Linked DNA regions of Mus musculus: all the other regions are linked to region 4. A link is a loop called in an ENCODE intact Hi-C map of the cell type or tissue named here. Cell type or tissue: left cerebral cortex. All regions are shown on one strand.

Region 1 (8,000 bases), 200 kb before region 4:
TCGGATTGGGAATTCAGCGCACACCTTCAGGTATGCCGACTATACTACAGGGGGTGCTATCCCAGTTTCACACTATTCATCTCTTGTTCACTTTGAAAACAGCCAAGAGGTCTTGATAGGCATTGGAGTTAAGTGTCTATTGTAGTAATATGGGGAGAATTTATAATCAGGTAAGAAACAAGGAGATGATGTTTGTTGTATTCTCTAGGTATAAATTTGATTTAATTTTGCTTTGGGGGGTTTAATGAGATCATTCATTCTTCTCCACAGCCATACTCTACTACCCCATAGCACACAAAACATTATTTATTACTTGACATGCATGTTAAAAAAATTAACAATAGTTTAAGAACATATTAAAGACTACTCATTATGGCATTTAAAATAACAATTTGTTGAGGAAAGATTAAAAAACTAGATATTAAGAAATCTGTTTCAATATGGTACTTCCCTGATGGGCTATGGAAGAATGTCAATTTCTAATGTTGTATTATAAGATAAAGACTGTGATCTTTAAATGTCTAATAAGCTGATGGTATGTACTGATGTTGAGCAAAGTGTGCTACTTCTAATCATCACATCCGGAATATATTTTCAGTTACTCTTATTAATGAGAATTTATTACACAAGATTGCACTCTAATCACTTTTCCTCTTAATTAGCTGGGAAACTCCTGATAGAGTAATTAACATTTCTTTTGTTGTCTTAATGATATGAGAAAGGACAGAAAACTTGATGATCTTGAAATCTCAACTAGTTTTTATAGAGTTCAGAATTAATCATCAATTTGTCATCTCATAAAATTATAATAAATAAACCCTTACTGCACATATATTGAACCTTATGTTGAAATACTGTACTATGCAGTGAACTATCTTGGTTTATCATTTGAAGAGCTAATTAAACACCTGGTCTTAAATTCCTGGGATCTTCTCTTTCATTGGAATTTATGATTGAGATTAGGCACAACTGTGGAAGCGCAATGTGCCCACAATTCTTTCTCTTAGTCTTTTTGGAATGGATATGTTCACAAGCAAGGAAAAGAAAACAGCAACCAAAATAAAAAACCAATAATAATAACCTTACGTTTTTTTTTTTTTAGTTTACTCTTTTATTTCTTTTACCAGCAATGTTTACCAGGCTTAGTTTTATATTCCATATGCTAGGTTTTTTTAATCTGATACTTGATTTAATCGAACTTTTCATCTCTATCTGTATCTCTATCTCTATCTATCTATATCTATATCTATATCATATCTATATCATCTATATCCATATCTATCTATCTATCTGTCTGTCTGTCTGTCTGTCTGTCTATCTATCTGTCTATCTATCTATCTATATGCTAAAAGGCAATCTTAAAATGACCTATTTGTGAATACAAAGAGCATGCCTGCATCTGTTCCCAAGACAAACAGGGTCTGTGATCTATTCTTATAATGAATCATACATTATTTAACAAATACATAAAAAATAGACTATATCTTCCATATGAATACTCACACTCAGCATATTTCTGAAGTTGGGAAAATTCTGAGGGGCTGAGATGGGCCCATTTTTCCTGGTTTGTCATGGTGTAGGTGATGAGGTCCTTACACAGTGGATGAAGACTTTCTTTTCCAGGTCTTGGTCAAAGCTTTAAATTTAAAAGATTTTACAAGTTGTGTTTCATGATGAAATAGCTCTGGCTTCCAGAATACACACTCTTTCCAAATGAAATTGCTGTTGATCTTTGTAGTTTCAATAATTTGTTAAAACACTGTGAATAGAAAACATGAAGATCAAAAGATTAGTATTAATTCACAAAGAAAAATGGTAAGGATTAAAGGATAAGGGTAAAATGGTAAGCATTGTATCTCCTAAACAATACATTATGGGTTTATCTAAATCTGCATACTTTTCAATCTTTAATTACTTCTTCCTTCTTTAATGACATCCCATGTTCTTTCTCTAATACCAAGTCACATAAAATCGATGTAATAGAGAATACAAAATGTGCAGAACATTTTGTTTAATCAAAGTATGTTGATCAAAGTCCATTTATATGTGTTTAGTTTTAAAAGTCCATATTTCAAGGATAGACAAGAACATCGTTTTTAAATATCTAAGCAATAACACACACACACACACACACACACACACACACACAGACACACACACACACACACACAGAGACAAATAACTTGCTAAAAGCTAGATTTCTAATGGTGTTGCATGCAAGTCAATTAGGAGGGTTCTATAAAATTGCTACATAGTAATTAAATTGAAAATACTTTCAGTTTTATAACCTTAATTTTTTTTCAATAAATGTGCCAAATCAAGTATTTCCAAATGCCTGAAAGACTTCCTTAATGAGAGTACATGACTCTAGTGTGAATCACGTTTTAAAATAAATCCCCAAGTTGTCACTGGCTTAGATTCACTGGCAAATTTATAAAGAAAAAAAAAGTGAGCTCCATCTGGTTTCAGTGTTTTATCAGAGACTATAATCAATTGCTTAGTACTCAACCAGGCTGGCATTGGAATTGTTATAGAAATTAAAGTTGGTGAAAAATTACTTTGTCTCTAAAACTGCATATTAGAAAATGTATGACAATTGCCAGGCGTGGTGGTGCACCCCTTTAATCCCAGCACTCCGGAGGCAGAGGCAGGAAGATTTCTGAGTTCCAGGCCAGCCTGGTCTACAAAGTGAGTTCCAGGAAAGCCAGGGCTAGACAGACAAACCCTGTCTTGAAAAACCAAAAAACCAACCAACCAAACAAACAAACAAACAAAAAAACAACAAAAAAAGGAAATATATGACAAGAAAATATTTTTTATTAATTGATGAATGAAACTCATATGAATACAAATGCCCAAGCTATTTGAGATCAGTCAGGAGATATTAATGGATATATCTGTATCTCCATCAGTTCCCGCCTGCTGATTACATTATTAACACCAATTTCACCCTGATTCTGCTACTCTCCTGCTCCATGCACTCACATAAGGTGACTTACTCTGTCCTCTCTACCCAAAGGGGAGATAGATGATTCAGTTCCATTTGTCTCTTTAAGTGCTTCACAATGGGCTCCTTTTCAGGCTTTTAGATACTGAGTTCAGTAGTTGAAGGACAGGGTAAAAATGACTACAACTAAATCATTCCAGAAACACTTGGACACTTGTTCTCATCTGAGCCTGACTCACCTGTGTTCTTGTTGCTTCCATAAGTTAATGATGTCCCTTTATTAAATAATAAAATGTAAAAGACATACCAATGCTATCATACATCTGTACAGTTAATATACATTAATCTTTTTCTTAAAACAAATCACAGATAAAGTGGACAGATCACTATAATCACTGGATCTCGTGATGATAATTTACTAAAGCTTGGTGAATCCCTGAGTGTTACTCAATGAAGACATAGCAAAGAGCCAAAGACAGAGAAGATGGAAATAGTGCTGATGTTTAAAATATATCGGCTGTTGAAGAGAGTATACAGCATGCATCATCTGTATTATTCCACACAGTCTTCCCATTTTAGTTCTGGGAGACAGGCATTGACTCTAATAAGCTCTTTGACCTTGGATCTAGTGAGAAAACTGACACAGGGTATCTGGCATCCTGGAACATCATACAGTCTCTATCTCAAATCTCAGTCCATTCAGTCTCTACTAGCACCCTTGGTAGCAGAACTGCAGAGAGTGCACCTCCGTTTAAATGATTATTTTACCAGGCTTCCAGAAGAAAGAGTTGTCCAATTAAATGTAAGAAGGTAAGATTGAAGCATGCAATAATGGTTTGCTAGAATAAAAACCAGGTAAGTGTGCTTTTAAACCTTCTTATCGTTTTCCCTACCTGGTGACATGCTGGGTACAGGTAGAAGAGCTTCTTGTACTGTGGACATAAATGTTAGAAAGCAAGCTGTGGGCTTAGTAGAGCTCAGTAAATTAGTCTGTGAAAGGATGATAACCAATAGCAGAACAAATTCAAGCCTTCTCCTACTTTATGGGTAAAGTTTTATCAGAGCTAAGACATGTTCAATAGAGAAACTAGCAGGAGGCCTTTATTTTCCTTTAAAAATTGTTATGTTTAGTATCTAAAACACTGCAACAAACAATGAAGGACTGACCCAACATTGATGAAAAGCTCATTAATCTTACATAATAGAAAAATAGAAAAAAGAATGTGTTATATCATTGTCTTCATATAATTCCCTTTAAAATTGTGCCTAGCTGGATTTTCAGGCTTTCTCCTTTGCTTACCAAATTCCCCTGTTTTCCCTAGATGGTCAGGAACTAAAATGCTTTCAGAGGTCAGTCTGAAACTTTTCCAGAATTATGACTAACCAGTTATGATGAGTAATTAACATATAAAGCCTAATCCAACTCAAGTAGTCCTTAGTTCTTTTGTGAGGAGACACATATTAAGTAAACTAAGTTAAAAATTTGGTAGTAAATCATTTTATTCAAATAAATAGAGAATAGTGTTGTATGTTGATGGGCAATTTCAGAACCTGTGACCAACCATAGCCATACTGTGCAGATGGTACAAGCAACTCAGCTCACTGAAACTTTAGTTTCTTCATTTTAATTAGTGACGTGCAGGCAGGAAAATAGCATTTGCTTAAAATCTTTAACTAGGTGAACATTGGGCCTATGAAAAAAAAAGAAATCTAGCCTGTATAATTATCAGATCCAGAGACACAGCTATGCTTCAAGCCACAGAAGGTGTTGAAAATAACAGCAGCACTTTCTCACAGTCTCTGCCTCCTACAAATGGTTAGAAAGAAAGAACGTGACAGTATTCAATTGGGGATCCCCATGGTGTGTTCACAGATCTCCTGTTCCCCTGCAGAAGGTTTTCTTTAGGCACATGAAAGGAGTGCCAGGAGGGAACCACTGTGCTGGCTTTAGGAAAGCAGTCTAATTCTGGCTTTCTCATCTAGTCAACAGATGTGCCATTTTGCTTAGTTAGTGGCAGGAAATAATTACATTGGAGGATTTGAAAAAAACTATTTGGCCCATTGTACCTAAGCTAAAAACATTCTCCATATTACAGGAAGGACTAAATGTCCTTGTGAGAAAAAAAAATCAAGTAATATCCAGATAAAAAAATCTGCAGATTGTCAGCCACAGAAAAGGGTATTTTTTTTTAAAATAGTGACATGAAGTCAGCATGTCTTAACTCCAGTCGCTGAATAAAAAATAGTGAATATTAACACATACTGGAGAATTTAAGAAAAACATGCTTAGAAATTCAAAGTGTTACGATGACAGAAAATATTGCCAGAACCTCAAGAACCACAAATGCTTTGTTTGAAGAGCAGGGGCAAAAGGAAAGGAAATAATAGGAATGAGTAATGGTGCAGGAGCAGGTAATCCTGTAGGTTGCTCGGTGAAATTATAATCAGGTCAAATAGGGTGCCAATTCTATAATTTGTAAGTCTTTATTCATTTAACTAGATATGACACTTGAACTTTCAGATTTCTTTGTTTCCAATAATTTTTATTCACTTCACATGCTGATTACAGCCCTCCCCCACCTCCTCTCTTCCCAGTCCTACCCTTATAAATCCCTTCCCTCATTGCTTCTCTCAACCTCCTTAAGGGAGAGGAGCCCAACTTGGTTACTACATCATCCCAGGAGAACTAGGCAAATCCTCTCTCAGTGAGGACTAAATCTGCAGATATCAGAAGAGAGAAAGATTTCCCATGCTTTTGGGCCTATAGGATTAACATAGTGAAAATGGCCATCTTTCTCAAAGCAAACTGCAATGCCTCTACATATCAAATGCAATTCCCATAAAAATCCCAACACAATTCATTACAGAGCTTGAAAGAGCAACTTTCAACTTCGTATTGAAAAACAAAAAACCAAGGATACCTGAACAACAAAAGAACTTCTGGAGGTACCATCATCCCTGAGCTCAAGCTGTTCTACAAAACAATAGTAAAAAAACGCATGGTTGCTGGGCAGTGGTGGCCCATGCCTGTAATTCCAGCACTTGGGAGGCAGAGGCAGGCACATTTCTGAGTTCGAGGCCAGCCTGGTCTACAGAGTTAGTTCCAGGACAGCCAGGACGGCACAGAGAAATCCTGTCTCAAAAAAAAAAAAAAAAAAAAAAAAAAAAAACAACCAAAACAAACAAACAAACAAACAAACAAAAAACAAAAAACAAAAACCTGCATGGTATTGGTAAGAAACAGACAGGTTGATAAATGAAATTGAAGTTCTTGTCATATAGGTCTTTCAGTTGCTTGGGTAGAGTTACACCAAGATATTTCATATTATTCTTGGCCGTTGTAAAGGGTTCATATTATACTTGGCTGTTGTAAAGTGTGTTGTTTCCCTAATTCTTTCTTGACCCATTTATAATTTTTATAAAGGAGGGCTACATATTTTTTATTTAGTTAATTTTGAATTCACTCACTTTTGCTGAAGATGTTTATCAGCTGTAGGACGATTTCTCTGGTAGAAATTTAGGGGTTGCTTATGTATATTATCATATCAGCCATAATTTGCAATACTTTGACTTCTTTCTTCTCAATTTGTGTGCCCTTAATCCTTTAGTTGTCTTATTGCTCTAGCTAGAACTCCAAGTACTGTGTTGAATAGCTAGGGAGAAGGTTGAAAGTTTTGTCTTGACCCCGATTTTGCTTTATGTTTCTCTCCATTTAATTTGATGTAATAAATAATACAGTACAGTACAGTAATACTGGCTTACTGTATGGTGTTTTTATTATGTTGAGTATGTGCCTTCTATCCCTGATCTCTCTAAGACTTTTAACATGAAGGGGCACTGGACTTTGTCAAAGGCTTTCCCAGCATCTAATGAGATGACCATGTGATAAATCAAAGACGCTGAAATAAATCCACCCATCTATAGACACTTAATTTTTGTCAAACAAGGCAAAACCATATAATTGATAAAAGAAAGTATCTTCAAAAAATGGTGCTGGTTTAACTGGAACTCCAAAATTTCTTTAGGTGAACGATGTAATTTAGGTAATGCCGCTGCATAAATTAAAGATTAGAAACTATGGGAGGGAAAGAGGAAGGAGAGGGAAAAAACAAAGCAAGATAAAGTATGGAAAAAGACAGGATAGAAGTCCACATAGTCCGAAAAATGATTAGAAATATGTAACAGTCAGGGGTAGGGAATTGAGGAGAGCCACTAGAAAGTCCCAGATACCAGAAAAGCAATTGGTTCCCAGGACCCATTGAGATGACATTAGCAGAAATACCCAACAAAGGGAAATAGACCCTTCTGTAGATAGACGCTGCCCCAGTTGAGGGATGGGGCCACCCACCAATCTCAAAAATTTTAGCCCAGAATTGTTCCCATTTACAGGAAACATAAGGACAAAAATTGGAACAGAGCCTGAAGGAAAGTCATCCAGAGACCACCCAACCTAGGGACCCATCCCATCTGCAGATATCGAACCCCAGCACTATTGCTGATGTCAAGAAGTGCTTGCTGACTGGAGGTTGGTATAGATGTCCCCTGAGAGGCTCTGCCAGCACCTGACCAATACAGATGCAGATACTCAGAGCTAAGCACAAGACTGAGCCCAGGAACTCAATGGAAGAGTTAGGGAAAGGACTCAAGGAGCTGAAGAGGTTTGTAACCCATAGGGAGAACAGCAGTATCAACTAAACAGATTCTCCCATAGCTCCTAGGGACTAAACAAACCAAAAAGTATACAAGGATGGGTTAATGGCTCCAGTTACATATGTTGCAGAGGATTGCTGTATCTGGCATCAATGGAACTGGATGAGCATGGTCCCGTGGAGTCTTGATGCCCTCAGAGTAGGGGAATGCTAGAGCAGTGAGGCGAGAGTGGATGGGTGGGTGGAGGAGCACCCTTTTAGAGGCAAAAGAGAGGGGAGATGGGACTGGGGGAGTTGAAGTTGTGGAGGGGAGAACTGGAAGGGGGACAATATTTGAAGTGTAAATAAATAAAATAAATTTAAAATAAATAAAAAAAGAAACTATGATAAGTTACATTTTTAAA
Region 2 (8,000 bases), 340 kb before region 4:
AAAACGTGAATCTATGAAATTATGGTTCGCTAAAATTTCAACACATACAACCATGTGGTTAATCTCTCAAATATTCAATAAATGAGAAGAAAATGGTGTAAGTAAAAGAAAAAAAAAACCCTCCAAGTAGACAGTAACCATGTCAAGATTTGATGCTATAGTAGAAATACTAAAAAAAAAAAAAAAAAATACTTCTATAAGTGAAAAGATATCACAGACTACCAAGAAAAACGTCCATAACCAAGAACAAGGTGAAACAAATACACCCAACTCTGTTTCAGAAGTAGGGTCACAGTAACTCTGTCTGTACTGGAGAAAGTGCTTGTAAAACCAACTCAAACGACTCAAATGTGTAGGACTTGTGCGACCACTGGCAGCTGAATTCAAGGAGGCCCAGTATGAAAAAAAAAATTTCAAACTAGAAATAGGAGCAGGTGCATAATTCCTCCTGGGTACAAATATTGAAAGGCTGAGAAAAAGTCGATAAAATGGGAATAACAAGATGCAAAAATACATGCTAGATATGGAACGAGAGAGGGGGGGTGTCAAAAGAAGAAAATAATTGTAAATTGAAACAAAAAGTTAACTCTGCCTTCAAAGTGCAACATTAAAATAATGTCTCCAGAGAATGTAACACATTTCATAAGGGATAGAGAAGAGATTATCAATTAAATTGCAAAAGATCACAAGTGCTCAAGTAAAATATACAGGCAAGAATTGGAAAACTCACTTGATACAGAAAGAGAGAAATCAACCAATAAGGGTGGGGCAGGCTTTAGGTCCATGGGAAAAAAAATTTAGTCTACTTGATAAGCCATTGAAGACTTTCTCTTTTAAAACCATCTTTCCAAACAATATTGGTGAAAGTACATTTGAACCTCAAATATTAGTAAGATTCATTTTGTTAACATTTAAAAGTAGAGACAGGCCTTGAGGTAAAGAAGGTCATTAAATATCAGGTTTTAATTTTGAAACCAATATAGATTTATAGATGTTTCAGTGCCAAAATAAAATAAGACCAAATTGAGATTGTTCTATCAATGTGATGTTTCAAAGGTGAGGACCTGTGATGCAAATTTGAGCTAGCTTAGCTCACTTTTTATCTATTTTTACAAGCATGCCATTTTACCTTACATAGAGACAGTTATGTGCCCACACTTGAATCTAACTAAAAGGTCAGAATAGAGGCACATTATGTAAGATGAGACAATCTCTATTTTTCTAAAACTTTTTCACTTTCAAAAATTTTGAAAAAGGCTATCTATGTTTGTTGCTGAATATATCACAATGCAAATTATATAGCCTTTGAATTTGTCTAGAAATTATTAGACAGAACAAAGTATATATTTTAGTGATTTTTTTAATTTGGGAGTTCTTCAATCTTTAAATTTCAGTTTTCTGCCTTTTAACAATTAATATTAAAGTTTAAAGGTAGGAGTTAAAAATTCAGTACCTAGAATTTTTTTAACCGAATCTTATCTAATGGAAACTATTCCCATTCTCTTCAAATCTCCCATAAGAAAAGCAGCAGTGGAAAGCAGAAGTAGCAGCTTATACTTCTAATACGTCGTCAAGTGGACAACGATCATGCAATAGCTAAGAAGTCATGGACCTCTGAGAAGTAAGGAGGATGGTGGCTTCAATTACCTTTATTCACAATCGGTAAGAAATCTGACCAGATGAATGGCTCTTAGGGCCTACTGGTAATGCATTTCAGAAGCACCCTTGTACAGCTGTCTCGTATGAGGCTATGCCAGTGACTGGCAAATACAGAAGTGGATGCTCACAGTCATCTATAGGATAGAACACAGGGCCCCCAATGGAGAAGCTAGAGAAAGCACCCTAGGAGCTAAAGGGATCTGCAACCCTATAGGTGGAACAACAATATGAACTAACCAGTACCCCTGGAGCTCGTGTCTCTAGCTGCATATGTAGCAGAAGATGGCCTAGTCGGCCATCATTGGGAAGAGAGGCCCCTTGGTATTGCAAACTTTATATGGCCCAGTATGGGAGAACTCCAAGAAGTGGGAGTGGCTGTGTAGGGGAGCAGGGCGGGGGAGGGTATAGGGAACTTTACAGATAACATTTGAAATGTAAATAAAGAAAATATCTAATAAAAAAAAGAAGAAAGATTGCATACAGTGACAACATGGTGGTTCTAAATGACAAGTATCCACTTCTCAATTGCTTTCCTGTTGATTTCTCATTAATGCAAGACGTAAGGGTCAACATAAGATGTCCTACTAGGAAATAGAAAGAGTATTTATAATTTAAGATAGATATCAACTCTCAGTGGGCCAGGTCAGAAACTGGGAAAGAAAGGCAGAGTGAATGTGCAGGACAGACTGCAGCACAGGAGGCTCGTGCCTGTGTGTCTGGTGGTGGGACCCACGCAGCCAGCTAAAAGGTAGCTTCCAGGAAAGAGAAAGGAATCCTCTTCCAACCCCAGCACAGATGTGCACTTTCTAGGTGAATAATGCAGGTGTTCACAAAGAAATAAAACCTGGTTTAAGGAAAGGCCAGTGAAGAAATGGTTTGTTTCTTTATAATCGTGGCGACTTTGAGCCAAGTCTTACACACACACACACACACACACACACACACACACACACACACACACAAGACAAAAAAATGAAAAATAAAAATAAAAGAAGACTGAAAGGGAAATTGGACAAGGATAGGAAAGTGACAGTTGTCAGAATCGTCATTTTGGTAGACTATGTTTTCTTTTCGTGGATTTTGCAAACAAGGTAGTCTCTCTGTCTAACTATCAACAGAAAAGACTCAGAAATACCAATGCTGGGGAAAGCAGTCCATTCAGGTAAATTGGTGGTGGTGGTACGAAGTCACTGTAGAGAAGAAATTGTGTGCTCCATCCCTCCTCGTAATGAGGCTCTGGGGCAAAAAGCAGTAGTAACTCATGCCCATTCATTTTAATCAGCCAATTATCAGGTAGCACATCGCGGGGCACTGAGTAACCCATGTGTCCAGGTCTGGCAATTACTTCTGGTGGGTGACTATGTGGGAATGTCTGACCGAAACCAAAGTGTGTATATTTCGTTTAACTACCTCAAAGGAAGGTCCAAATTCAATTCTCTCTTTCACTAGGAACTATTTTATGTTCCTTATCGCCTCCACATCTGGTCCTTCTAAATCACCATTTCTTCTTTTTAATTCTCCTATATATCTTATGTTTAATACGGCATAACCCTCTTGAAAGTACCAGTGTAGTTCATCAGACACTATTAATGTACAACTTACCAAGAATAACCGTAGAAAATAAAAATGCAAAAGAATGTTGGAAATTTTTAAATGTACAAATGAGAACAGGTTAAAAACTACAAATTCTTGAGAAATTGGCTGATGGGTAAATTTTAGTAATTGATATAGAAAAATATCAAGCATTTCAAAAGAAAAAGTAAAGACACAAAATTCCTGAATCATTTTCTGTTCAGTCAGAGTGATGGCCACAAAATCAGGGGGTCATCGTCCTCACAAACAGAGCAATGGCAACACCTGAGCAAACTTTCCCTTTGGCTGTCACTTCAAGAGAAATCCACTGTTTACTTTGGAAGGAGAGAGATCTCTACACGTTCTTAGGAATACAAAATAAATCTTGAAATGCAAATACTCAATGTTTATGAATAATAAATATATATTTAAAGAATAATATTCATATGGTTTATTCATATCCTAAGCCGGTGTAACTCCTAAATAATCATGGTAAATTCTTCCCTTGTGAGAAGTTTTATCAAAGAGTTACAATTAAATTTAACTAAAACATTTTGTAATTACAATTCTAATACATTAGAGTAATTTTAATTTTATTAAGCAATATAGAAGTATGGTTTTATTATCTTTAATTTCATTTTGGTAGTAAAATTTTTAATTCATTTAAATCTTTACTGTAATCTGATTAATTTAGTTGCTGAATATATATCACCTGCTGTGATTATTATGAGGTTTACAGTTACAGTCATTTGAAGGCTATGCTCTTTCATTGCAATGTGCACATGTTACCACCAGGGAGAGCTCAGTCACTACAATTTATTAAAGAGCATTAAAAAGGTGCTCAGAAATTTCCTACCTGTAGTATTGCAAAAGAAAACAAAGATATTGCTTGATTAGTAATAGTATGCAGAAGCAAGCCTTATATATCAGGGTTTGATGAATTGCACTATGTCAAAGACAGTGTTAACATGATGGTGAAGGGAAGTTGCCAGGGAGCAGAGTGTAAATTGTGTGTGTGTTGGGGGAATTAGGATGCATGGGTCTGTGTAGGTGTGTGTATGTATGCACACAAGAGGGGGCAGGGGTTATTTTCACTTTCTGCTTGGAAGAAACTCTTCCTCAGAAAAGGGAATAAATGCTCCGTCAAACATTTCAAAGTTTCAAATTACTTCTTATTAACTCAAAAGAGCTGAGGATAAAACATTTAGGAGACATTTGATAGACAGATTAACATAGATTTCACATTACACTAATCAAACTTCAACATTTCTTAATAAAGCATATGTATACAATTGGGATACAATTTTATTTACATTAAATAATAACATTTTTATTGTTTAACTCTGACAAATGTCTTTATGGTTTTTGAGTTTTGCTTTTGCTGTTTTTTGTTTGTTTGTTTGTTTGTTTTAAGCAAGTTAATTTAAATGAACAAACAATTTAGGCAGGTATGATTACATCAATACACAATCTCTCCTCCAAACTCCAGCTTGGTGAATAAACAGAATTACCAAAACGTACACTCGAGCTTATCCTCGGGTCTTCCTCTTTCGAGAAGAGACAGGTAGCAGACGATATCCTTGAGGTGGATCACTTCTGGGGAGCATGTATTTGCTGGAGAGGAACGTGGAGGGGTGATGGCACCCTTATTCATCCTGAGACCTGGAAAAAAAAACATTTATACTCAAATATTTAAAATATTCTAAAATATTCACTGTGCTCTCAAGTATGAAATGACCAAAAGAAATTGCACTAGATATTGTGAACACGTGTGTGTGTGTGTGTGTGTGTGTGTGTGCATGTATATGTCTGTGTGTGGTGTGTCTTTATTAAGTATAAGACAATCAAATGCACTAGAACACCAATATAGTAACTTTCCATGTATGCTGTGAATGCTACAAACAGGAATGTTTCCAGAGTCCATTGGCAGGGGCTAAGCAGTCTACCAATGAAGGATGTGAGAGTGAGCTTAGCATCCTCGGTGTGTAAGAAAATGTAAAGAAATATCACACAAGGAACCCATTGCTAATCTTCCTTTCTTTGTATTAGTCAGTGACAAAAGCTTTATATATATATATATATATATATATATATATATATATATATATATATATATATATCCAGAATTGCCCTTTCATGAAAACTGAAGAAGCAATGTGAGTCTGTCTTATTATGATTAATATATCAGGTTTAAATAATCACTCACAAAATACATATTTTGTCAAGTATTTGCCAACACCATAAATAAGAATTCCTTCTGTCAACATACTATCCGACAGTATGAATAAACAGAATACAAAGAGAAATTGGAATCAGCATGATAGGTATTTTGGCAAAAGGCAGAGCATATATGGCTGTGTGATTTCAATATGGTCTTCACTTGATGTATAGAATTGAAGGCCGGTGCAGTTAATTATAAGCCAGTTAGATCTAAACATTGAGTCTTGATATTTTTTAAAGTCTTCATGTTACTTTCCAAATGTTAAAAAATTCTACATTCTTTCTATCTATGTATCTATGTATCTAAGTATCTATCTATCTATCTATCTATCTATCTATGTTTCTATGTATCTATGTATCTACCTATCTATCATTTATTTATTTATTTATCTATTTATTTATTTATTTATAGTGTGTATGCCTGTGTGTGTATACACATGTGCATGCTATGGTACATACATAGACATCACAGCATCATTTTGGTTATTGCTTTCAATTTTCCATCCTGTAGGTCCAGGGTTGGAATTCAGATCAAAGTACCTTTAGTTGCTGGGCTATCTCAGTACCCTTTGATTTTAGGAATCTTATGAATTGCCCTGTTCTAAGTCCATTGTATGGAAATTAAATATTTGCTCACAATAATCACAGTGGTCACAGTGTGCTGATGGTAATGTAACAGGGCTTCTTCACACAGAAGATTCATCACACAAAGTAGCCTTTGAAATGAAATCATGAGCACTTGAAAAGTTCTGATGCAAACATCAACTGTAACAAAAGTGTACTTTGACAAGAAGGATTTGACCAGGATGGACTGGTCAAATGGACTGGTCAGTGGACTGAGTGTCTCATGGATTCTTAGTCTGACAACAGCTGAGGGAGACTAATTCGAACAAATGCAGCTTGACTAGCTATCCTTCCTTGGCATGGATCTCCCTGAGAGATCTGTTTGCAACTCTGACTTTTGTTTTATGCACTTCTCATCTCATCTGGCCATCTCGATATTCTCAAATATCAACTGCAAGGCTTTGCAGAATGTCTTCAAAGCTTATGTTTTTTTGATGTGACCTCTAATAATAGGTCTCATTTAGAGCGTTTCTAATACCAGGCTAGAAGCACTAAAAGGGCCTTTCACACATCATTTCACTTAATGTTCATGTTAACCTTGTGAGGTCGACTATATCATCCTCATTTGACAGAAGAGAAATAGCTCATGAATAAGGTTGTCTCCGAGTTTCACTGCCAGCCATACAAGGATCGTCTTTCCCATTCAACCCTGCAAACCTAGGTAGTATTTTCCTTTATAGACACTATTGGACGTAAGGGAAATAATTTACATCTTAACCTAGACACACACACACACACACACACACACACACACACACACACACAATTTGTGACTTTTCTAGCAATATAAACATTTTATATGAAAAATTACATTAGTTCTATTACTTCTAATTTTGTCAGGGTAATGTCCACTTGAATCTACTGCAAAAAACAAAACAACAACAACAACAACAAAATGCACTTGTGGGATCTTCTTTACCTCCTTCCAGTGAGATCTACATTTCTAAATTAATTTTCTTCATAATGCAAGGAACACTACATACACAATACAAACCAATAGTTCTTTTTTGTTTTTTACTTCAAGGGAAGGAGAAATCCGAGATAATGCTGAGGTTTAAATAGTTTCCAAATAATTATACCAACTAAAGCTTACCCAGCTGCAGAAATCACGGCTTCTAACTTATGATAGAAGGCACTGTGGTCATGACCCTGGAAGTGGCCATAGTTCCAGATTTGGAGCACAAAACAGTAAATTACAGTCATAAACTATGCCATGAGTCATGCAGCTTTGGACCTAACCTTTCTCCCAAATGCCCAGTCCAGGGTCCTGAAATGACGTAATCCACTCCCCTCTTTAACACAAAGTCCTCAAATAGAACAAAGGAGAAAGGGAATAATACTGTCTAATTTATTTAAAAGAAAGCTACATTGTACATGTTTCTTCAAGAGTTAAGGTGTCTGTCTATCCATTTCCATAATACTATTTTAAAGGTAACATATGGAGACTATAAGGGACACACAATTTCCTTTTCATTTCAGTGTACAGTGTATATTGTGGGAAAGTCTATAAACATACATATTTCTGCTCACAACACTTTTTTTGGCAAATATGTTTTGTTATGAACATAAAATTTATGTCCCATGTAATTTCCCTATTTAAAATGTGCAGCTCAATAAAACAGCTTTTTGCCTGTTCATAGACTTGGGCAACCATGGCCACCATCAACATTAGATTTTAATCATTGTCCAAATATCTTCATTCACTGGCAGCTACTCTGTTTCTCTCTACTTAGTAGCAGGCTGATGGCCATCTACTTTTTGAGTTTACATACTTTCAGCATCACTTTTTGAATGAAAATGTTATTATTGTGTTTGTGTGAAGATAAATAAATGTTTCTGTCTTTATGCTGATAACGTTTTGAAAATAAGAGCGAGCTTGAATGTACATTTGTCATTATCGTATTTTAAATATTTTAAGTGAAAGA
Region 3 (8,000 bases), 1.7 Mb before region 4:
CCATCCTTTCATTCTGAGGTAGCGTCTATCTTTTTCTCTGAGATGAGTTTCCTGTAAGCAGCAAAATATTGGATTATGTGTAGCCAGTCTGTTAGTCTATGTCTTTTTATTGAGGAATTGAGTCCATTGATATTAAGAGAGATTAAGGCAAAGTAATTGTTGCTTCCTATTATTTGTGTTGCTAAAGTTGGCATTCTGTTCTTTTAGTTTTGCTGAGGGATTACCTTCTTGCTTTTTCTAGGACGTGGTTTCTGTCCTTGTATTTTTTTTCTGTTATTATCATTTGAAGGGCTGGATTCGTGGAAAGATAATGTGTGAATTTGGTTCTGTCGTGGAATACTTTGTTTTCTCCATCTATGGTAATTGAGAGTTTGGCTGGGTATAGTATCCTGAGCTGGCATTTGTGTTCTCTTAGTGTCTGTATAACATCTGTCCAGGCTCTTCTGGCTTTCATAGTCTCTGGTGAAAAATCTGGTATAATTCTGATAGGCTTGCCTTTATATGTTACTTGACCTTTTTCTCTTACTGCTTTTAATATTCTATCTTTATTTAGTGCATTTGTTGTTCTGATTATTATGTGTCGGGAGGAATTTCTTTTCTGGTCCAGTCTATTTGGAGTTCTGTAGGCTCTTGTACGTTCATGGGCATCTCTTTCTTTATGTTTGGGAAGTTTTCTTCTATAATTTTGTTGAAGATATTTGCCGGTACTTTGAGTTGAAAATCTTCGTTCTCATCCACTCCTATTATCTGTAGGTTTGGTCTTCTCATTGTGTCCTGGATTTCCTGGATGTTTTGAGTTAGGATCTTTTTGCATTTTCCATTTTCTTTGATTGTTTTGCCGATGTTTTCTATGGAATTTTCTGCACCTGAGATTCTCTCTTCCATCTCTTGTATTCTGTTGCTGATGCTCGCATCTATGGTTCCAGATTTCTTTCCTAGGGTTTCTATCTCCAGCATTGCCTCACTTTGGGTTTTCTTTATTGTGTCTACTTCCCTTTTTATGTCTTGGATGGTTTTATTCAATTCCATCACCTGTTTGGTTGGGTTTTGCTGCAATTCTTTAAGGGATTTTTGTGCTTCCTCTTTAATGTCTTCTATCTGTTTTGCAGTGTTCTCCTGTATTTCTTTAAGTGAGTTATTAAAGTCCTTCTTAATGTCCTCTACCATCATCATGAGATATGATTTTAGATCCTGGTCTAGCTTTTCAGGTGTATTGGGGTGCCCTGGACTGGGCAAAGTGAGAGTGCTGGGTTCTGATGATGGTGAGTGTTCTTGGTTTCTGTTAGTAAGATTCTTACGTTTACCTTTCACCATCTGGTAATCTCTGGAGTTAGTTGTTATAGTTGTCTCTGTTTAGAGATTGTTCCTCTGGTGATTCTGTTAGCCTCTATCAGCAGACCTGGGAGACTAGTTCTCTCCTCTGAGTTTCAGTGGTCAGAGCACTCTCTGCAGCAAGCTCTCCTCTTACAGGGAAGGTGCACAGATATCTGGCATTTGGACCTCCCTTCTGGCCGAAGATGAAGGCCCAAAACAGGACCTTTCCTAGAAGCTGTGTTGCTTTGGCCTGTCACAGAAGCTGTTAGCTTCTGTAGTCCACACTCTCACCTGTGCAGACTACTTTTCGCAGAGTCCCGGAACCAAGATAACTCCCGCTGATGCTGAGGGAAAGCCCTCCCGGGCCATGCGGATACCTGTTCTCTGGCCGGGAAGGTGCCCGGATGTCTGGAGCCCAAAAAGGGTGCTGCCTCAGAATCTCTGTGGCTCCCGCCTGTCCCAGAAGCTGTTAGCTTCTGTAGTGCACACTCTCACCTGTGCAGACTACTCTCTTTCGGTGGAGTCCTGGAACCAGGAGCATCCACTTTTACCTGAAGATCTAGCAATACCTCTCCTGGGCTTATACCCAGAAGATGCTCCAACTTCTAATAAGTACACATGTTCCACTATGTTCATAGCAACCTTATTTATAACAGCAAGAAGCTGGAAAGAACCCAGATGTCCTTCAACAGAGGAATGGATATATTTACACAATAGAGTACTACTCAGCTATTAACAGCAATGAAATTCACAGGAGAATTCTGTTTACCTCTGTACCCCACTTTTAAATTGAGTTATTTGGGCTGTTGGTGCCCAACTTCTTGAATTCTTTATATATTTTGGATATTAGCCCTCTGCCAGATCAAGGTTTGGTGAAGATCTTTACTCAATCTGTAGGTTGCTGTTTTGTCACATTGACAGTGTCCTTTGCCTTTCAGAAGCATTTCAGTTTCATGAGGTTCCATTTATTAATTGTTGATCTTAGAGCCTGAGCCATTGGTCATCTGTTCAGGAAGTTTTCTCCTGTACCAATGAATTTAAGCCTATTTCCCACTTTCTCTTCTATTAGATTTAATATATCTGGTTTTATGTTGAGGTCTTTGATCCACTTGTTTTTTGCCTTTATGCAGGGTGATAAGTATGGATCTATTTGCATTCTTCTACATGCAGACATCCAGTCAGACCTACAATATTTGTTGAAAATACTTTCTTTTTTTTTTTCCATTGCATGGTTTTGGCTTTTTTTTTTATAAATCAACTGTCCATAGGTGTGCTAGTTTATTTCTCGATCTTGATTCAATTCCATTGATCAATCTGCTTGTTTCTATACCAATGCCATGCAGTAGAGCAAAGGATTTAAATAATGATGAGTCCAGATTTTCATATTTTCTTACAGATTATATTGTCACAGCTAGTGCAAAAACTCTTTGATTTTTCCTAATATTGAATATTACTTATTATTATTTAAAATGGTAAGAGTCTCTGTTTTACATTTAAACTTATGGTCTCTTTCATTTTAAATAACCTGCGAGGTTTAGAATATAATCATGATTTTATTTATTTTGCTAGGTAGCTCAAACAATATAACTCTAGTAAATTATTGCTAATTACATTGTTTATATTTTGAAAAAAAATCACAATGCAAAACCCTTACATGATTTAGATTTCATAAACCATTTCTTTCAAACCATGGCTCCCATCTGTAGCCACTAGGTGGCACGATTGACCTTTTAAAATTTTTAAATTATTGGCAAGTGTTCTGTGAAGTTTTCTCCACCAAATTTCTTTTATATTCAAAGCTGTTATAGGCATTTTTAAAAAGCCCTAATGGAAGTGCTCTAAATATTGAATAAGTAAGAACTATTGTATTACTGTATTTAAAATATCATTTATTATCAGTGTTGGGTTTGAAAAGCTGTGAGCACGTGTCCATCCTGATAAGTATGTTCTTAAAACCTGCTGATTGTTTAGCTGACAGAGTAAGTTTAGGAGTCTTAGATTCCACGATGAGGCTGAAACAGCTGTTATGATGGTTTATTCTTTTATTTACTAAAACCTCTCCTTTTTGGTTTGAGAAATGTTTATTGATTTTCAAAACATTGAGATGGGGGCAGTGACTTTCTAAAGGAGTCATTCTCAATTAGGGAGTTGTGACCCCTCCTTGGGTGTCACACATCAGACATCCTGCATATCAGGTATGTACATTATAATTCACCACCGTAGCAAAATTACAGCTGTGAAGTAGAAAGGAAATAATCTTATGGTTGGGAGTCAGCACGATACAAGGAACTGTATTAAAGGGTTGCAGCATAATAAAGGTTGAGACCCATAGTGTTCTAAAGTCAATACAACGGAAAGAGAAATTCACTAGGAAAGATTTGTGTTGGATAAAGCTCGTAGTGTCTATGTTTTTACTGCACATTTCAATTCATGTCCTTTGAGGTGAGTTATTAGCTGACATTGTGTCCATCAGTGAATACAGACACTAGAATGTGTTTCACCAAAACCATGTGGCTCTCTGGAAACTCTCAGAGAGCCTTGAGCAACAGCCTAGCACAAAACACCCGTGTTATTATTTTTTTTTCTTTTTTAAATAGTTTACCATACTGATTTATGCACCTTCTGGGCCTCAGATGTCAATTTTACTTTGAAGCAACTGAGTACTTATCTTAGAAACTTATCTTGAGTAGAAGCCGGAGAAAACAATATGCTGGAATATTTTTCACATAGTTTTAAGCTGTCTGAGATGATACAGGTAAAACTGTAATTATGATTTTATAATCATGTGTTTGATAACTACTATTTTAACAATGGCCAGAATTACTCCTTGGAGGAGTAATACAGATTTATTCAATTAACTAATTACACTTAAATTTTCTACTTGTTGAGAAATCAGATAATTACTACAGACCTGGTCAGACACAGCTTTCACTTGTTTTTCTGATTCTACATTGTTATCCTGAGTCCCTGGGCTAGTAAACCTTGCCTCAAGATGAGTTCATTGTTTTTTCATTTTAACTCACTATGAAACTGTTTTCATTTTTTCTGTCACTCAGGGCCTACTATCATGAGTATCTTTATATACGTAGTTCACAATGTAATGTTATTACATTGCAGAATTAATGTGCTCACTTAGCAACATCATCACTGGCCAGGGACAACAAAGCAGTTAAGTAGCAGATGGGCATTTGCATCCAAGTTTTGCTTGGAAGCCTACTTTTTCTGTTCATGACTCTCATATTTCTCACCTATAAAATAGAAAGATTAGAATATTTACATTGTAGAAACCAGAATTCTGTAACTTGGGGGGGGGGGGACTCTTGTGGCACCAGAGGGATCCCCAAGTCTTGTAGCTGTTGTTGTTTATTGATGTGCAAGAAACAAGAACAATGAAGAACTCTATGTCAGAAATTTGCAGATAGAAATAGCAGGTGGACAGAGTTGTGTGATAATAACAAACACTTTCATACAATCTCCACTAATGCTTAATATTTTCATGGACAATGATATACCTTTTTTATCCAGTAATTCTATAAGGACCTATGCATTAGTAGAAAACAAGAGAGGAACCACTGGGACAACTGTAAGAGGATATTTTAGTGGTAACAGTGGGTAGAAAAGGAGGCTAAGATGATCCTAATCAAATGGTACATCTAGGTGAGAAATATCACCCTGAGGCCATCTTCAAATACTGGATGAGAAACATGAATGAGGGCCTACACCCTACAAATGGCTTTAAGTACAGGGAAACCCATTATGTTCCTTGGTACAGTTCTACAATAAAGGGAACCTGTGCAAGCAATTTTTGCCTCCCTTTGTATGTTACTAACAACATGTTTATAATTTACAGGCAGCTTTTTATGTCCAGTATTCTCCTTTGTTTTTATTCCAACAACAATCAAAAGTGAATTCTCTTTTGACTATTTGAAGGTGTCAAATTCATACATTAACAGAGAAAATAAACCTGACATGCATCCATGACATAGAGTGGGATGAGAAGAGAAAATTAACTGTTTTTAAAGATATTACTCGAATGCATATAGTAAATTAGCAATGGGAAGATAGAACCATGATGGGGACCTGCCAGTAGATGGGGAACTTGCTTTGAAAATGACCTGTCAAGAGGGAAACTAGAGCCAACTAAACTTTGCTGCCTAGGCAAAATTTGCTAATTTGGGTTATATATTAGGCCACTCTGTTTTAGTGGTCAGCGTCGTTCACGTCATGAGAGGACATAATTTCTACAATAACTAAAGTTGAAATTAATACTCAGAAACGAGCCATACTCTATTTAGACCTAAAATCCATTAAGTTGTCTGCATTAGAGGAAGGAGCTGATCCAAGGAGATAAAGCCCATTTGTTATATTGGAATAGCTGAATGGGGGGAAATTAACACAGTGCCCAGAATGAGAAGGGTGGGATCGAACTCTTGTAGGCCCATGCTATTTTAATGGCAGTTGTGAAGGAAAGCACTGTTCAAAGTATTTTAAATGGCACTGAGATAACATTCCCTAACCTTCATGGATGAAGTTTTACCAATTTTTGATCAGTTATGGAAAATTAGAGAAATGTAAGTGTGACAAGAGCATTGTACTGGCAGAGGTTTTAGAAATCATGTAAAAAACTTGTCAGTCGATGACAGAGATGCAGTCGACCTAAATGGAGGATGCTCTTGCAAGCCCTAATTCTGGTTCTGTTGGTCCACTGTTTTCATCTCTACACGGGCAACTCATTTCTGCAGGAAAAGAGAAAGAATCTCTGTGAACAAATGGGCAGACGGACGGGGTGTGCGTGCCAGGAGATGCTGCATGTTTTGGGAAGTTGTTCCAGTGTTATTGTCCAAGAATGGAAAAGTAACTCCTGCCAAGATAATTCAGTGTTCCTCAAAGCATAACACCATATGTATGCACCACAGTCAAAGTTGCTTAAGCGTCTCAACTATACCAGTAGTCGTGTGTTGTTTCCCTTGGTTTTTCTCTTTATTAAATGCCACCAAAAAGCCTCTGTACTAAAAAAAAGCCTTGAAGTTATCAATTGTTTCAAATGATATTTAATTATAAAGGTTTCATATTTTTTACCTATATTCTAGTATATGTTATTTTTTTCTATTCAGATTTTGCTTAATTTTTGTTGTTGTTGTTAAGAACTTAGTAACTTTACAGATGTAATATCATAGAGAAAAGCAGAATTGCATTAGGCTAAATGTTCCTAAATGTCTGATGAGTTCTGCAAAAAGATAGCACCTAGTATTATTTGTTGTTGCTAAATTACAAAAAAAAAAAAAAAAATCTATGACTTTCATGTGTCAAAATCATGTGGTAAGATTATTTGTCATTTTATTTTAACACAGATCTATCAGATAGAACCAGAAAGATTATGCTTTCATATATTGTGACTTTCGTTTGCAGAGTATTCAGGTTTGGAAACTGTCCTGTGGTAGAAATGCGATCTGTGTGTTGTAGCACTTGTGTGTAATATTGTGGTCCAGAATATCTGTGCACAGGGTCAGTGAGAGCATACATAGGGATGTCCTTAGGTGCCAGAGCAGACAATGTGCACCAACTGTATGGAAACCTGTAACTTTTTTTTTTTTTAACTTTCTCACTGTATTTCCAGTGTTCTGTATAAAGCCTACAAAACAACTTATTTATTGACTAAGTATTCATTCAGGATGCTTGAAAATTCAGTTTCCTACCATGACATAGACCATGTAAAAACCAAAGTTAAACTTTATTCTCTCAAGACCTTATATGTGCACACTCATGGGAATGGGTCTCAGAAACTTAAGCCTTCACTCTCATATTAGACTGTTTTGTTTTTGTTTTTGTTTTTTTCTAATCTTCACAAAACTTCCCTAAAATGTCAGGTTTTTTTTTTTTGCTAAATATTTTAAGGTTAATCCTTTATTGTTTTTATGTTCTTTTAAAATTTCCTTCCTTCCTCTCTCCCTTCTTCCCTTCCCCCCCTCCCCGCCAAGTGTGTGTGTGTGTGTGTGTGTGTGTGTGTGTGTGTGTGAATGTTGCATGTGTGCAGAGGCCAGAAAAGGATGTCAGGTTCCTTGGAAATGGAGTAACACACACTTGTGTGCAGTCTTCTGTGGATACTGGGGGTTCCCAGTATAGCTAGTGCCACTCACACTCATTACAGTGCTTCTCAGGAAGTCACTGTTAGTGACAGAGAGGTGTCGCACATATCTGGAAAGACTAAATGGTGGGAGCAAAAACTCGAGGCTTACATTTCAGAGCCATGTTCTTCTATGTTCTTATTTCTTAGTAGGTAGTGTGGGTGACATATTCCCCAGAAATGCACACTTATCACACAGTGATGTTTCAGTAGCCAGGCTTTTTTCTCAAGTGGATTGACCAACTCATCCTCCAAAGCCCTGTGCAGGTGTCATTTCTGATGTTCCTCCAATTTTCTCTGGTTGAGATACAATGCCTTCCTGTGGGGCTTTTTAAATGTCCTTCTTAGAATTTTATAGCAGTGATTATTAATCTAATTACACTAGAATTATATAAGGATTTTTATTGCATAGCTTGAGACTGTATCAATTGGGTATAGTGGCTTTCTGTCTGCAGTTTGAGGGATTTCAAAGCTGCCAAGAATATGCTAATGTTGTCTAAATCAGTGTTAAGAACCACATGATTTATGTCATTGAATCTTTCTGGTTTTGTTTCTTAAATTT
Region 4 (8,000 bases):
CAGCCTTTCACTCTGAGGTAGTGTCTGTCTTTTTCCCTGAGATGGGTTTCCTGTAAGCAGCAGAATGTTGGGTCCTGTTTGTGTAGCCAGTCTGTTAGTCTATGTCTTTTTATTGGGGAATTGAGTCCATTGATATTAAGAGATATTAAGGAAAAGTAATTGTTGCTCCCTTTTATTTTTGTTGTTAGAGTTGGCATTCTGTTCTTGTGGCTGTCTTCTTTTTGGTTTGTTGAATGATTACTTTCTTGGTTGTTCTTGGGCGTGATTTCCGTCCTTGTATTGCTTCTTTTCTGTTATTATCCTTTGAAGGGCTGGATTCGTGGAAAGATATTGTGTTTAATATGTAAAAGATGCATATGAATGGATACTTTTTGGTAAGTCCAAGGTCTTGTTTATAGCTCTATCTCTAGTGCATAAAGTTGTGCCTGGAATGAAGTAGTCCAGGGATATGTGTATAGAGAGAGTGCTGAAGGAACTAACAGAATCAGCATGTGAGAATAATTGAGGCAATATGTCAGATCATCTCAGCAAATTTATAACTGGATCTCTTGAACAGAATAATTAAAATTTCTGCTATTTAAAATGACTCACTGAAGACTGGTTTTAGATGCAGCAAACTGAAACCTTTAAGTGACACGTAAAATGGAGCTATAGAATTGAAGGTTGGATCTTGTCTTGGTTTTTCTTACTTGTTGGAACATTTCTTCCTTCATGGCAGGAAGTGGGCTTATGAATTTGCTTTTAAAACTTTCTTTTTTCTTTCTTTCTTAAAGATTTATATATTTATTTTATGTATGTGAGTATGCTATCACTCTCTTCAGATACACAAGATGCTGGCATCCAATCCCATTACAGATGGTTGTAAGCCACCATGTGGTTGCTGTGAATTGAACTCAAGACCCCTGGAAGAGCTGTCAGTGCTCTAAACCACTGAAACATAGCTTCAGCCCCAATTTTATTTATTTTTAAAAGAATATTGTACAATTAACTCACATAGAACAAACAATAGGAAACTCTTTTCTTGGGAGAAACAAATATTGCAAGTCTTATACATTTTAAAAAACACATAATTACTACTATTGTATTTGTAAATAAATACTTTACTCAGTCAGCATCAGGGCTATTATAAATTACTACAATTTGTGACTTACAATGCTTTAAAGTAATTCTATGATCATTTCTAAAATGAAATGGTTCTTGCATTTATGCTTTATTACTGTGTGTATTCTGTGAATGTTTATGAGTACATATATGCCATAGTGCATATGAGGAAGTCAGAGGACAGCTTGCTATAGTCAGTTCTTTTGTCCCATGTTGGTTCTAGAGGTCAAAAATCAGGTAGTCAGACTTATGTAGCCAGCACATTATCTTGCTGGCTTTCTCATTTTTTTTTTTGAATGGAAGAGCCATTTTAGCAAAAATTTTGAGTGGTATTTCTATACTTTAGCTTCAGGACGTTAGAGTGAGTAGCTTACCTCTTCCTGTGTGACTCATAGAGAGTAATAGAGTAGTGAGATCAACCTCAGATAATTGAAGAAGGGGCATTTACCTTTACAATTGAAAGAGGTTGCCTTCTACAAAGACCATGTGTCCTGTCCTATGTAAGAAACTTTTATTTCACCTTCAGAGTTGAAAGGCAATACCTTCTGTCCATTTTGCAAAGATGACTACCTTATTAGAGAATATCAACTGACAAGAAACACTGGTGCCCTGTCTCCTGGTTGCAGGCCCTTCCTTCCTCTGTAAATCTAATTACAGCAGCCACAGCTTTACCTTTTCCAGTCTGTATCTAGTCCCCTTAGAACTCTGCTTCCTTACCCACCACATTCTCTCTCAGAAGGCCCATAAAAATGAAGTAAGTCTATAAAGATATCACTTATGGTCCATGGGTAAGCACAGAGAGGATAATTTCCAATTAACTTCTTATCTCTTGAACACATTCCCTATTCCATCTCCAGATAACAATATCTGACATTTACCACTTCTTCATTACTTATAGATTCTTTTTTTTTTTTCTTTTGGTCCTGTGTATACGTACTCTCTCAAGATAAACCAAAGGCAAGTCTTGTTATTCTACTATTCTACTCCACTGGAGGTAGTAACATTCTCCTGGAATTCATCTCGAAGATGAGGACCAAGAAACGTGACACATCCAGGAACAATCGATTCTTTTCAAAAAAACATTAATATACTCTGCCTTTACTACCACCTGTCCTTACTGGGGGACACTGGGTGTTGTAACTTAAGGACATGATTCTTGGAAACACAAGATCATGCTGTGTTCATAGGGGACAAAGCCAAGGAACTAAGCCAACAATGTGAGGTTGGCAGAAGAGTGTGACAGTGAGGAACTCTGACTTTAATTATCCTGGCCTCCAAAAGTGATAACTCCAAAGATAGACACTCTGGCATGCTGAGTTCTCTGAAGGACATTGGAATGGTGTCCAGAAACAATCTCTTACTTTCTTCTGTTCTTTCTTCCCCAAGAAAGTCATAAAACATAGAATTCTCTTTGCCCCAAGATAAGCATAAAGACTAACAGCCATGTCTCTATATATTAGACATTTTTTTCTATAAATACAGTGTATAAAGACTGGGGATATTATGCTATATTACCATAATCACTATTCACTTCTCTGAGTAAAATTTAAGAAAATTTTTTATATTACCCACAAAGAATTCTTCAGACCTATTTCATCTTAAAGCAGATCATTTTACAATAAGCCTGGCCCTATATCTCTTAAGGGAGGAAAGGTTCCATACTGAAAGCCCAAGAGGAGGTAAAACAGACAGGACTTTCCGAGTTTCCCCTTTCAGTGAGCATAGGTCAGCCATGTCTCTTTCCCTATGCAGTAGCATTTCTGCATGGCTGTCCACATACTTTATCACTAGGCACATGGACTCTTTTGTAACCTGGGTCTGTAGGCTTTCATTCTGAAGGATCTTGGATCATGTAAATATTAGACAAATAACTGCTGTACTTTTGTTATTTGACTTTACGCTTGACTCATATGAAAGATGAAAAGGCGTCACTCTGTTTTGCCTCTCCAATCACACTACTGGTTTCTCCTCACCCTGAATAATCTATCTCCTAGGGCCTTATGATATAAAATAACATTTTCTTAATTTTTGAGACTTTTGATTATTTTTTTCAGGTGTAAGCAAATCATTTTCACATGAACACACACACAACTAATGAAACTCATAGTTTCATAACCATTTCACTCCAATGTTATATTGGAACAATATTCTCCTCATTGGCAAGTTAATATTTCCTGACAATTCAACCCAAACAGAAAGATAGTGTTCTCTCTCTTTCTCTCTCTCTGCCTCTCTCTGTCTCCTCTCTCTCTGTCTGTGTGTGTGTGTGAGAGAAAGAGAGAGAGAGAGAGAGAGAGAGAGAGAGAGAGAGAGAGAGAGAGAGAGAGAACAGGAAAGAGAAAGAGAGAGGGAGGGAAGGAGAGGGAGAAGAGGGGGAGGGGAAGTGTGAGAGGGGAGGGGGGGAGGGGGAGGGGAGGGAGAGGGAGAGATGGGAGAGAGGTGTACTATGGCTTGGTTCTCGGCTGATGAGGTTTTGGGAAATCATTGACAGCTGAGACAATTCTCAGGTAACTGGTGGATTGATCTCTTGCTAGATTTGTAATGTGTTTCTGCAGTGGGGAAATGCTGGTAAGGAGGTGGGGCGTATTTAGAGGAAGTGTGTCAATAGAGGGTCTGCACAAGAAGTGCAAATCCTGTCCTCTGCTTCTCCACTTCATGACTCCTGTCTGCTCTGAGGTGGGAGACTTAGTGCCATGAGAATGAGAGGCAGCAGAGAACATGAGATTTATTCTGGCAAATATTATCAGACTGATCTATTGTTATCTTTTCCTATGATGTCCTGGCTAAGAAGTACATAATAAAAGCATTTCAAAGGGTTTTCTTGAGAATCAAATGTCTCTGTTAGCACAGGCGAGTAACAGAGTTCAGGAAAGGACAGTTGTTTATCCCAGTGACAAAATGCTGTCTAATGGAGTTTGTGTGGGGAAGTTGCTTTTTTCTCAGGCCTGCATTTTCTGCACATTTACTTCATTGCCTGTGTTGGCCCATTCTCCAGGCCCACCTGAGTTCATTTAGATGCAACCTGTTTAATATCAATGCCAAGGAGGGTGAAGTCAGCGACTGCAAAGGGGAGTGAAGCTGTTTAAGTGGAGGAGGTGGGAAAGGAGAAGGCTGCCAGGGGTTGCCTTGGCAATACAGAGGAGAATGTCAAGAGGGAGGGATTTATATGCTGATGCTAATTGCATTTGCTAATTACATTCTATTGTGCTGACCCGCCTGCTTCTCCAGTTTTCCCTTTCTGAGTCATTTAGTCCCTAAAGCTTTCCTAAGAAGCGAAGTCCCCTCCTAGTCTAATTTTAAACACCGTTCCCAGTTTCCAAAACCCTACCTCCAGAGCTGTTCTAGGAAAGGCTCTACTGTAAACGAATGTGCAGTGTTTTAGAAAATTTGTGTGACAATGCATCTTTGCTGGAGCTTGTGACTCTGCAGCTCAAATCACAGCTCAAACCATGGACGACACAGGAAAACTGCTGAGAAACCAGATAAAGTAAATCTGAAATGAATTCCCACAGCGAAATGCAGGGTGCCAACCATCCACCAGCAGAAGAACATTCAAAATTAAAAAATAAAATAAAATAAAATAAACCCTGAGCCTTTCCCTCTGGAATCCAGTGTATCAAGAGTTGGAGAGGTGCCTGGACACGGAGCTTTGAGATTTATTCCGTTGCACCCCCTGGTGGTCTTTTTGTATAATTACAATAGGTCTTTCCATGATTGCATCTTTTGATTGCAAATTCAGTCTGTTAAAAAAATATATATATATCGTTTTCTCTTACTCCTGAATCAGTGACATGAAATGTTATCTTTCAGTAATGTTGTATGTAGTTAAAAACACATTAGTAGACTTTAATGCTTGCAATCCTTTGTCCTTAAATCATGTAGTAAATTTAATTATTTCAAAAGTAATTTGAATGAGTTCACTTTTTTTTTTTTTTTTTTTTTTTTTAGATTTGGTTATTCTCAGCAAGATCTTCGCTTTCCCATAAAGTCACCCATTCACCCCAACTGACCATGAGACAGCAAAGCCTTCAGTACGTCTGCACGTCTGCATTTTTCTCTGGTTGAAATTCTGTTGTAATGGACCATTCTTTCTCTACTAATACTCTATGAGGAGGATTTCTATTAGTTCCATCCCCTCCATCTGACACTGCATCTCTTCTGAAGATTCTCTTGGTGCTGCTGTATTGCTCAAGCGCTGATTCACTGCACTACTCAGACCTTAAATTGGCTCCTGGAAGGCTATAAAGGCAGGCAGTCCATTTCCAGGCTACACAGAATATAGCATCCATTTTTTTTGTATTGGTCATTATCTGTGACTGATTTGCCTAAGCGGAGTTTTATTTTCTGTGAAGTTTCATCTATGTACAAATTTTGAGAATGCCCTCCCACCTCAAAGAGCAGATGATTCAGCATTCTTGATGCTTGGCCTCCCATCAATGTTTCTCCTCTTCTTCTGCATAGGACAGTTTTGGCATCACCAGTGGTAATGTAGGGGTTGGGGGAGCTGGTGCAGGGAGGGACTGCTTGGGATCTCCAAGTCCACAGTGGGTTTGCCATACCCTAATCTACACTCAACATGATTACCCCCACATGTCTGTGTAGAACCACAGTGCATGGCAATTGAGGGTGGTTCTTTATGTATGAAATCTAGCGTTTTTCATCTGCTTGGCTGCTGTGTTTGTTTTTTCTCACCAAAACATATTTTTTTTAAACAGTTGTGAGATTCTCAGCTTTAGTCACATTTAAGAAGCGAGTAAGGCATGTTTTTCAAATTTCTATGTGTAAAGGGGATGAGAAAAGAGTCTCCTAAGAGAGATAGATATATTGAAACACATCAAACTTTCAGTTATTACTGGCAGAAGCTGATTTTCATGAAGTAGGAAACAGCTGTTAAATTTGTATCTCACTAAAAACCTTGTTTACTTAGTCCTGGATCCTAAGAGAGATGGCCAGGGACATATAAAACATAGAGACAGAGTTATTTTTTGGCATTTCATCAATCTCTTAGCGTAAAATTATTGTAATAGGTGATCAATGGAAGGATGGAACCTCCTTACTTTTTAAAGAAAATAGCTTTGTAGAAAGGTTCTTTCCCAGATGTTTAAAATATTCACCAGTAGTCAGACACAGGTGGCCAGAGAAGAGCAAGGTACCAAAACCAGGATGTGAAGTGAAGCCTGTCCCAGTTAGAGACTGGGGGATTGATTGTACCAAGATTCCTTCACTGAGACCTGCTGATCACAAATATGGGTCAGGCAATGAACGGAAAGAATATGAACCAGAAAGTGATGTAGTAATAGTAGTAGTTCCCAAGTATGCTTGTTAATCCCCCCAAGATTTCTCCAGACTACTAGAAGTCACTTCATCTAATTATAGCCCTATGTTAATAATGGAGTAAGAAGTTCTGCCTTGGTGAATAATTTCTGTTATTGTGGTACTGCACTCTAGGGGAACACATATGGAGCAGAAGTGAGTTATGCATTGTGATAGGATTGTAATCCAGAAGTCTACAACTGTTCCCCGTGCCAACATCTACTGATCCTTCAATCACCCGTGACCACCAATCCCCAATATGCCTATCAAAGAGACATTTTAATAGTGGACAGCAGAAAGGGGATTTTATCTATTCAATATGACCGCAGCAGGAAGGGGAACAAAGAGATCTAGTGACGGGCTGGTGAGATGGCTCAGCAGGTAAGAGCACCCAACTGCTTTTCCGAAGGTCCTGAGTTCAAATCCCAGCAACCACATGGTGGCTCACAACCATCCCTAATGAGATCTGACTCCCTCTTCTGGTGTGTCTGAAGATAGCTACAGTGTACTTACATATAACAAATAAATAAAGTCTTTAAAAAAAAAAAAAGAGATCCAGTGACCCCCTCAAGTTTGTCTTCTTTACATTCCTGGAATGAAATTGAAATTTAAACAAAAACTGAAGGATATAAACTCCTAAGCAGTTCCTGGGCATGTACGGCTCTGCCCACCACTGAAGGCTCATTGTCTGGGCTTCAGTCTCTCAACCTGTAAGATGGTCTGGCAAGTTGTCAGAACCATGGGATCTCTCTTCTCTGAGACAAATTTCCCCTTGTTTATCATAAGTGTCCCGATAACACAGAAAGAGAGAAATACACATAGTATGTCCATATTGTCAGAATTTAACAATAAAACAAAAAAGTTTACCTGGTTCAATGACAGTAATTTGTCATAAAGTACATATATCTAAGGGGCTTAGTTGAGATGAATGCAGATTTTTTTTATTCCTATCTTATTTACTGATATCACCCCTCATATCACACACCACATGCACACACACACACACACACACACACACACACACAAGAATGAATATGAGTTCAAGAAGTTTCAGCAGGTTTCAAAAGGCTTCGGTATAACCAGAGACAAAGTCTGTAGACTTAAGGTCATGAGCCAGACCGGTGTCAAGAGGAAGATGCTTCTGGTAACTGTTGGTTTCAGGTTTGAGAGCAAGGCTGCAAAATTCAATGTAACAAGGTGCAGTCAGCCAGGTCAGCAGCAGGAGATGGATCAGGCCCAGGTCCAGACCTGTAAACAAGTGAAGAGGTAGGCGGTTAGTTGAGCAGGCTGAATGGACACTGGGGATTATCCAAATCTGATTCTTGCCCCATACCCCAGGCATCAAATGATACATCGGCATGCGACTTTGTCATCACAGTGTCTTGTGTGTCCAGTGAGTTCTCGGGATTGATTTCTCTGATATGATTGCAATATACTATATGACTTAATAGCCCCATAGTTTCAAGGCTCCCTGATAAACTTATAGACTTCTTTGCTATTTGTAGGAATACATCTTATTAATTGGTGATATATTGATGGTGACTGCCAGATAATGTGGTTTCTAGTTTCTCCCAGGAGCTGCAGTC

What was found. Hi-C counts contacts between places; a loop is a spot of excess contacts. Peaks named below come from ENCODE experiments on the same cell type or tissue, not always from the same donor. Only the 100,000 strongest peaks of a DNase experiment are listed, where the experiment ranks them.
Region 1: a loop joins it to region 4, with 2.5 times the contacts of the local background. A loop is called at or near these places in 2 of 42 quality-filtered maps.
Region 2: it touches region 4 in a loop (13-fold over the local background); 33 of 42 quality-filtered maps call a loop at or near these places.
Region 3: a loop joins it to region 4, with 6 times the contacts of the local background. A loop is called at or near these places in 14 of 42 quality-filtered maps.

Annotation. Positions count from the first base shown.
Region 1 is chr12:37,975,514-37,983,513 of GRCm38, reverse strand. Dgkb (diacylglycerol kinase, beta) reads right to left here. Exons shown (of 26, transcript NM_001361686.1): 2 at 1,504-1,759. The coding sequence starts at 1,573. Among named protein-coding and RNA genes, the nearest start is that of Dgkb, 99 kb to the right of the region's middle. In left cerebral cortex, no CTCF peak of the experiment used is centred here; DNase peaks (open chromatin) are centred at 2,430 and 4,803.
Region 2 is chr12:38,111,426-38,119,425 of GRCm38, reverse strand. It overlaps Dgkb (diacylglycerol kinase, beta), which reads right to left. Exons shown (of 26, transcript NM_001361686.1): 6 at 4,753-4,893. Among named protein-coding and RNA genes, the nearest start is that of Dgkb, 230 kb to the right of the region's middle. In left cerebral cortex, a CTCF peak has its summit at 4,014; a DNase peak (open chromatin) is centred at 4,040.
Region 3 is chr12:39,491,449-39,499,448 of GRCm38, reverse strand. All of the region lies in intron 2 of Gm34923 (a long non-coding RNA gene), which reads left to right. Among named protein-coding and RNA genes, the nearest start is that of Gm34923, 32 kb to the left of the region's middle. In left cerebral cortex, CTCF peaks have their summits at 3,028 (motif pointing right) and 5,412; DNase peaks (open chromatin) are centred at 3,037, 5,436 and 6,118.
Region 4 is chr12:37,770,522-37,778,521 of GRCm38, reverse strand. No RefSeq gene overlaps it. Among named protein-coding and RNA genes, the nearest start is that of Dgkb, 110 kb to the left of the region's middle. In left cerebral cortex, a CTCF peak has its summit at 4,783 (motif pointing left); DNase peaks (open chromatin) are centred at 4,545, 4,693 and 5,331; H3K4me3 peaks cover 547 bases; H3K27ac peaks cover 562 bases.